2 separate regions of the Homo sapiens genome follow, and region 2 is linked to region 1. The links are chromatin contacts, found by Hi-C in ENCODE. All regions are on one chromosome and are shown on one strand. The core of a region is the stretch at or near the end of the contact, and the rest is flanking DNA. Distances in the headings are between cores, read along the strand shown.

What was found. A loop is a pair of places that touch in the nucleus more often than their neighbours do. Pooled maps may share reads with other maps.
Region 2: a pooled map shows a loop between it and region 1 (2.4-fold over the local background). The contact joins the promoter of LINC02450 here to the promoter of LINC02402 in region 1. A Hi-C loop is called at or near these places in 1 of 50 pooled maps.

Annotation. Positions count from the first base shown.
Region 1 is chr12:42,644,796-42,649,023 of GRCh38, reverse strand. It overlaps LINC02402 (long intergenic non-protein coding RNA 2402), which reads left to right and starts at 2,526. Exons shown (of 6, transcript NR_110042.1): 1 at 2,526-2,754. It overlaps LINC02451 (long intergenic non-protein coding RNA 2451), which reads right to left and starts at 2,441. Exons shown (of 5, transcript NR_135027.1): 1 at 2,370-2,441; 2 at 1,785-1,921.
Region 2 is chr12:42,690,061-42,694,655 of GRCh38, reverse strand. LINC02450 (long intergenic non-protein coding RNA 2450) reads right to left here and starts at 2,440. Exons shown (of 4, transcript NR_135028.1): 1 at 2,380-2,440; 2 at 725-828.

The DNA.
Region 1 (4,228 bases), core at 1,277-3,776:
TCCTCACTTCCTACCCCCATCCTGCTTGAACTCATGCCACAGGCCATGGGGATCACCACCTAAAGACTGAAAACGGAATCTCCACTCAGTATTCCCGAACATATGAGGAGACGGGAGAGGCAAAAATAAGTATAAGGGAGAAAGAAGAGAGTAAAGCAGAGGCTGAGAAAAAAAAGGGTAGGGTTATGTTCCTGGCATCCACTTGGGAACTCTGAATACATTCTCCTGATACAGTCAGCTAGACCAGTGGGTAGAAATTAGAGTGGGGCCGGATGTGTGTTTAACAGAAGGATATGTTTTCTACTAATAAGACATGCCCTAATGTTAGTAAGCTGCCTTATGTTATAGAGTGCTCCCAGTCACTGGGAAGATTTAGACAAAGTCTGGATTGCCCTGTGCCAGAGATGGAGTTGAATGGACTCCCTTCTTAGATGGAAAATTGAGCTAAATCTCCCTTTCAGAGGGAGAATCTTTGATAAGTTACATATAGTGAATCTACACAGTACCATAGGTATATTTGTAAAGAGGTAATCTATAAACCATTTGAACTTGTTATTGTTCATTCTTTCAGGTACTGATGTGTAAGAGCACTAACAGGACCATTTGAACAAGTTTACTGAAAAAGTAAAATCCCCTCTATCATGGGTCACATAGGCTCTGATGACTAGCCTGGAGAATGGCCTCATGTATGACTTCGTTTCTATTGGAAAGAATGAGTTCAGTAGGGATTCAACACATTTTTACAAATGTTTTCTTTTCCCGACCACATGTGGTAAGCAGAATAATGCATTCCCCCACCAAAAATATTCATGTCATAATCCCCGAATCCTGTGACTGTGTTGCCTTACTTGGCAAAAGGGACTTCACAAGTGTGATTAAGGATACAGGGCTTGAGATGTGGAGATTATCTTGGATTATTTAGGTAAACTCAAACTAATCAAGAGAATGCCAAAAGCAGAAAACATTTTCTAGTTGAAGCCCATCAGAGGAGATATGTCTATGAAAGAATGGTCAGAGAGATGCAACTTCGCAGCCTTCAAAGACGAAGGAAGGGGGCCATGAGCCAAGAAATGCAGGCAGCCTCTACAAACTGAAAAAGGTGAGGAAAGTGATTTACCCCTAATGCCTCCAGAAAGGAATGCAGCACTTGATTTTACCCAATAAACACCTTTATTTTAACCCAGTGAAATTTGCATTGGACTCTTAACCTATAAGATAATACATTATCTTACCATAAGATAATACATTCATGTTTTTTAAACTATGAAGTTTGTAATAATTTGTTACAGCAGAAATATAAAACTAAGATAACACTAAGGTAATGTCTGCTTATTTTAAGAACTTTGGAAATTTTAGAAAACATTTAAAATAGAAACAAAAGTCACCCTTAATTCTACTCCCCTATAATATCCATTATTAACTTTTTGAGGTACATCCTTCCAGTCTTCTTTTTCTTACAAAATTAAAAGCACCTTTAATCTATATTTAAAAACATAAATGTATACTTTTTCCCCATCAAAAGTAGAATCATTCTTCATGTTATTTTTATGATCTGCTTTTCTTCAGTAGTGTGTGAATATTTCCCCACAACATTATATATTTTCCGTAGCAGTGTTATGTTAGTTACATAATATTCCATCTTACAATTTTAAGATCAAAATTATGTGAACAATTCTTTTAGAAATAGACTAGGTTGTACACATAAACTTGTAATTATAGATTGCATATATGTGTATTTTTAAGTTGTACAATTTTATATTATAATGCAGCTATGTTGTACTCACTTAAAACCTGGAACAGTATGTATTATCACAATTATTTTTTCATCACTTTGTCTTTTCAATCCCATTCGAAGACCTTCCCATTTAGAAGTTACAGATGTGTCATCATTACTTATAATCAGTCCTGCATTGGCCAGCAACTGTCAGGATAGAAAAGTTCAAATGGTTTATAGATTACCTCCTTATAAATACTCCTGCTGTACCGTGTAGGGTAGCTATACCTAACTTATCAAAGAATCTCCCGATTCTTTGATAAATGTTGTCTTCGATTCTTTGATAAATATTGTCTTCAAATAACTGAATATTTGAATCTTCTTATCTCCTGATTCTTTGATAAGGGAAGGGAGATTAAGTTCAATTTTCCATCTGCTAAGGGAGTCCACTCAACTCTATCTCTGGCACAGGGCAATCCAGACTGTCTAAATCTTTCCAATGACTAGGAGCACTAAAACATAAGGCAGCTTAATAACATTAGGGCATGTCTTATTAGTAGAAAACATAACCTTCTGTTAAACTCAGGTCTGGCCCCCCTCTGATTTCTACCCACTGATCTAGCTGACCCTTGGAAGAAATATGCAATAAACTTACACCTTCAAATATTCAATTATTTGAAGACAACATTTATAATCTTTAAGAGTGTGGCTCTGCTGAAGGAATGTTGGGATTTTGAGGTCATAGTAGAATTGTAGTTAAGTGTGGTCTCTCTTAAAGACATGTCATATGAACATTCTGTTGCCAGTCCTCAGTAATATCAGGCAATTCACCTAGAATTCAGAAAGCAACAAATAGAACAATTCCTCTCTCTTGGGACTTCATTTTCTTGGATCTGAATTTTTAAGTCCTGAAGATTCTGAAATATTCCAAAGGATTAGGAGTTTAAAATTCTCTCTTCCTCATGGAGGAAAACCAGGAGATATACAAAGAGGTATCCTGCTAGAGGATCCCAGGCTAACGATGGATTAGGGAAGAACAGGCAAGATTATCTAGTTTATATTATTCTATTTCCACTTTGTTAGTGACTTACACTTAATTACAGTCTTAATAAATATTCTAGTTTTGTCTCAACTGTTATCTGGGTATTATGGCAGGAGACTTATTTAAATATAGATCATGAAGCCCCCTTGGTGTTAAAGGGCAGAATTATCCTCCTGGCAGCAGTAATTAGCAAGAGACCTTTAAGGTAGGAATTACACATAATGTCATTTTTAACACCAATACCAATCAATTAGTAGTGGCTGCCTGAAGCCACATCCAGATTCAAGCAGGAAAGAATGCTTTGATCAATTAGTACTCCTATCAATCATGAATACAACAGAGGAAGTGGCAACACTGGTGAATGATGAGTATCATCCCTGACCTAAAGAAAGTTGCATATCAAGGAACAGGGTTAGGGCCTTGGAGGATCTGGGTTTTCTATAATTAAAAAGGACAATTCTTTTTATTAAGGAAGAAAAATATATTAAGGAAGTTATCATTTACCATATAATTTCACATCATAATTTCTTTGGGCAATTGCCTTCATTTCCTTCAAATGTTCATCACCCAACATGGTTTGCAGGTCCTTTGGCATGTGGATTATGCATGATGAGGCACATTCTGGTTTATCTCTGTACATTCTAAAATGCTGTGCCCAGAACTCCCTGGAAAGGGGTGGAATAGGGAACAGCATAGACAAAAAGATATCCCCAAGTAATATTGGAAATGAAGAAATAGAATAAAAACCACAAAACAGCAAGAATAGCCTCCAACACCTTTATTAAATCTAAGAGAAACAGTAGAGGTGTGTCTAACTAGTATGGCACCACCAAAAAGAAGAGGCAGGCAAAGAATCTAAGGAAGATGCCTCCAGTGAAAGAAACTCCAGTGCTAGCCAGAAACTTACAGTCAAGGGTAGGCAAATTTTTATTCTGCATTTGAAAAAGATTGATAATTTAATAATCATTGCAGAAATAAAGGTGAACTACTTCATTAAATAACATTTAAGAAATAAGTATTAATTACAGAGAAATATAATATTAGAGTTTTATATACATAAAGTAAAAGTACCAAGGCTGAAACACAATTGTAAATGTTCAGTACATTCTTGGGCCATTCCAATCTATTCATTTACACCTATGATTATTTTTCAAATGTACCTGAAACTAAAAATCACAGGAAAGAATAAATTTGAAGAGTATCTATTATTCCTTAAGAGAACCATGTGGTCTCTAATTAAAAGCTGTGTAGTCCAAAGACCTCGTATAAGGCTGGCTCAGTCCCAGAAGTAGCTCTCCTGGCTACACGTTAGAGATACCTGGAGAGGTGTTTTGTGCTTGTTGTTTTGTTTGGTTGTTGTTTTTTTTTTTATTTTTTTTTTTTTGAGACGGAGTCTCGCTCTGTCACCCAGGCTGGAGTGCAGTGGCGGGATCTCGGCTCACTGCAAGCTCCGCCTCCCGGGTTCACGCCAT
Region 2 (4,595 bases), core at 1,191-3,690, 46 kb before region 1:
TTTCACACTTCCTTTCAAGTGAAAATAGGTTTATCTAATAACAACCAATAAATACCAAATGAATTAACAAATGGATAAACACTAGACTCTGAAATTATTTTAGCAGAAATTCTAGCATTTATCAGAGTCCTGTGGAAATGGGACACTAACTAGGTTAGCTCTGATGAAACAAGAACATCTTTTTAGAGAGTGAGCCTGAAGAGATGCCTTGGTAGAAACCCTGAAAGCCAACGCCAACTAAGATGGGGAGGGACTCTGTCAATGCTGAAGTTAAAATTGTGGGTGCCCCCCAAACTTTGCCGCAAAAAGCCTGTGAGGGTGGGCATTTTTCTTTTTTTCCATTTTCAATAATAACGTAAAGATGCCACAGACAATTTAAATCATTCCCAATTGTGACATAGATAAACTCTTCTAAGAGGATTAAATATTCTTGGAACACTGAAATAGCTGGTTTTCACATTTAATTCTTGGAGTCATTTTTCCAACTGCAGCCTGTTAATTAAAGTATAGCTTGTCTAATCTAGAATATGAATGATTTCTTATCTTCTGTTCCCAGCACGACTCCCCAGTATTATTGTAGGAGACATCAGATTAAACTTGAGAAAAATAATCTGTATCATTTTCAGAATTAAAAATCTTGGAAATTAATTCTCTGAATATTAGTTCTACCTCAATGACATTGCCCAATGAAAAGAGAACGAATAATTTAAGATTTCACTATTACCTTTAAAATGTAGTTAGGAAGTAATAAACGAAGAAGTAAATTCTCAGTTCCGCAAATGTTCCAAGAATTGGCAGAGTAGGCATAACACTAAAAATCTTCAAGTTCTAAATAGATGTAAATCAATATGGAAGAATAAAGAATAACTTTTAGATTTCCAGACTACCACTATTTTTCCCTAAAACTTTTCTTTCAGTGTCCTTGCTTTGCCATTAAAAGTTCTCTAATGTTAAATGGGTTGAATAACCATCATTTATATCATTTCAGTATTTATAAATCTGTCCCAGATAGGTACTGGAGCACAGAGGCCAATTCATATTTCATATAATTCAACATATTCCTTTTTATTTCTCTAACAGAAAAATAGTAACTCCCAGGCTGTAATCTCCTTTTTAAAATGGGCCATTAATGATTTACAAGGGTGGTTTTTGTTTTTTGTTTTATATTTTTTTTAAAAGGAAGAGAAAACCTTTCATGAGTAGTCTTCCAGGCTGGCTTTTTCCAAGAACTAATATGAAAAAGGTATAAAATATGGTGAATAAGAAAAGCCCAAGCCCAACCTCTCCTCTTGGCATTCTGGTCCCTTTAAAATCTGTTCTTTACTTGCTTTTTCTATCACTTCTTTCCCACCACCCCCTATCCTTCCTTCTTCAGCTCAAGAGAATTCTTCTCCAAATCCTTTCTGGACCAATGTGTGAGTCATTCTCTTCTGCTTCTCCATTTATGAGACCGCTACTCCTCCTCCAAGGTCCAAATCAAACACTGTCCTTGGCTGAAACATCCTCTAATCCACCCAGGGGTTGATAATCACTCTAACCTCACCTAACAAATATAATACAACACTTATTTCATTCTGGTTTTTAAGTGAAATCAGGCTTATTAGGAAAGTAATAAAGAATGGCCACTCCATAGGCAGAGCAGCCTCTGGTTGAATTTTAAGTGGTCATTCTTTACACATCTGCATCCCTAAATGAGTTGCAAATTGCAAACTCCCTGAGGAAGGAAGCCCTGTATTGTTCCATGGTTATATCCTTTCACAATGCATAGAATAGCTTAAAGGAAGCTCTCAATTTTACTAAAAATAGCTGATATTTATTGATCACATACTACTTATCAGTCTTAGTTAAGCATTTAAAGCACTATTTCAATTAATTTTCACAAGAGCCATATGTATAAATATCATCTTTCACACTTTATAGAGGAGGAAATGAGATCACAGCATTTAAGGAGCTTTCCCGTCATGCAGTTAGAGACACTAGGATTTGAACCTGAGTATTTGGATTCCACAGCCTAAACCCCTACTCTCTACTTTCCACTTGATAGTTTAAATGAATTAATTTAATTTAAAGAAATTCAAGAATAGCATAGATTATTCATTAAAAATGAAGTTGTAGAATGGGCGGAAGAAGTAGTTCTGTTACCGGTAGAGGGTCTTGACTCCAAGTTGGCCAGGTTCTTGGCATTTTGAACAAAGAATTGGACAAAACACACAGCAAAGCAAGGAAAGAATGATACAACAAAAGCAGAGACTTATTGAAAGTGAAAGTACACTCCACAGTGTGGGAGCCGGCAGCGGCAGCAGCTCAAGGGCCTGGATATAGAATCTTCTCAGGTCCAAATACCCCCTAGAGATTTCCCATTGGCCACTTTGTGTTCACCTCATGTAAATGAAGCTGTGGCCCTCAGAGACTAAGGTGAAGTTACAAAGTTGAACGTCTATGCAAACAAAGACTTTGCTGGCGATCAGTCTGATTGGTTGCTATCTGCAACCAATCAGAGGCTGACGTTACAAAGTTACACTCCTATGCAAAAAGCAACCAATCAGAAGTACTTTCAATTTCCCATCTGCCATGCAGAAAACGTGGGGGTTTGCAAAGGGAGTAGCCCCTGGTCCTTTTGTTACTTAGATGTGCAAAGTTAGGGTTTTCCATTCAATTTAGTTCTAGGAAGTCAGTGTGAAATGGCCTTAGGTTCCCTGACTCCAGACCCTATTCTCCTGCCTCTCTTCCATTTGCTTATGTATTATTTTTGTTGTCTAAAACATAAATGAGGAGTCTCTGGAATTTCATCTTTCATAAGCCAACACCTCGATTTTCTTAAAACAGATTTTTTTTCTTATACATTAGTCAAAGTAAATTCATCTTCCCTTATATCATGACACCACCAGGAGTATTAGCAAAGCATAATAGCAATTGTCTTACTCAGATGTACAATCATAGAACATAAAAGATAAAACATTCTTCCTTTTAAATTCCTTATAACTCTCAAGTGATAAATAAGGGAGTAAATTTGGATCAAAAGAAGGGTTCAAGCTATATCTATACAGCCAAATCACTAAGTCATACGTCCAACAGGCTAATTATTATGTATTTTTTAAATATTTTACCATTCATATTGGCCAAATCAATGTAATTGATTCATAAATGCCAGCAATCCCTGTGTTGGGAATGATTTTTCCATTTATCTACTGATGCGCAAAGTCCTAGAACAAGAGATAAATTAAGAAACATTCAACTTTCTTGTCTCTCCAATCCCTTCTCAACATTGTTGCTGGCTTTCTGAGACACAACCTTAAGTGAAAAGAAGTGAACTTCGACCCATACCTTTCACCTTATCCATAAATTAACTCAAAATGGATCACAGACCTAAATGAAAAACCTAAACTATACACAGATTTCCAAAAGAAAATTTAGAAGAAAATATTTACAGCCTTGCTTAGGTGAAGATTTTAGAAAATATACCCAGAGGTTGTAGTGAGCCTGGGTGACAGAGTGAGACTCCATCTCAAAAAACAAACAAAAAAGAAAATATACCAAAAGCTGGACCACAAAAGAAAAAAGTATAAACTGGACTTATCAACATGAAAAGCTTCTACAAGACACTGTTGAGAGAATAAAAAGATAAACCACAGACTGGAAGGAAATATTTGTAAAATACATATAAGGGACTTGTATGCTGAATATATAAAGAACTCTCAAAACTCAACAATAAGGAAAAATAAAACTGGGCAATAGATTTCAACACACACTTCACCAACAAAGATATATGGATGGCAAAACACACACACACACACACACACACACACACACACACACACACGAAACGTTTTCAATATCACTAGTCATTTGGCCAAAAAAAAAAAAAAAGTAAAACCACAGTGAGATTATCATTTCATATCTATGAAAATGGCTCCATTTTTTTTAACTGACAATATCAAGTGCTGACAAGGATACAGAGTAACTGGAACTCTCATATGTTGCTAATAGGATTGGAAAAGGGTACAAGTACCTTTGGAAAACAGTTTGGCAGATTCTTACAAAGTTAAACATATACTCTCCAGTGACCCAGTAATTGTACTCCTAGACATTTACCCAAGGGGAATGAAAAAGTTATATTCGTAAAAAGCCTGTACCTGAATGTTCATAGCAGCTTTCTATTACCAAAAAGTGAAATTACCAAAAAGTGAAAGTAAACCAAATGTCCTTTGATTGTTGAATGGATTAAAAGCCTGTGGTATATCCATGCCATGGACTACCACTCGGTAATAGAACAGACTACTGGTATACATACTAAATGGATAAATCTTAAATATATTATGCTAAGTGAAAGAAGTCAGAATCAAAAAGCTATATGTGTTATTGTGTTCCTATGACATTTTAGAAAAGGCAATGCCACAGGAACAGAAAACAGATCACTGGTTGCCCGGGACAGAGGAGAGCTGACTTCAAAGGGAGAGCCTGGGGGACTCTTTTGGGATGGTGGAACTACTCTATATTTGTCTAAAGGGGTTGCAATATGACTTATGCATTTGTCAAAACTGGTAGGACTGTACACCAATGAAAGCAAATTTTACTGTCTTAATTTAGAAATAAAA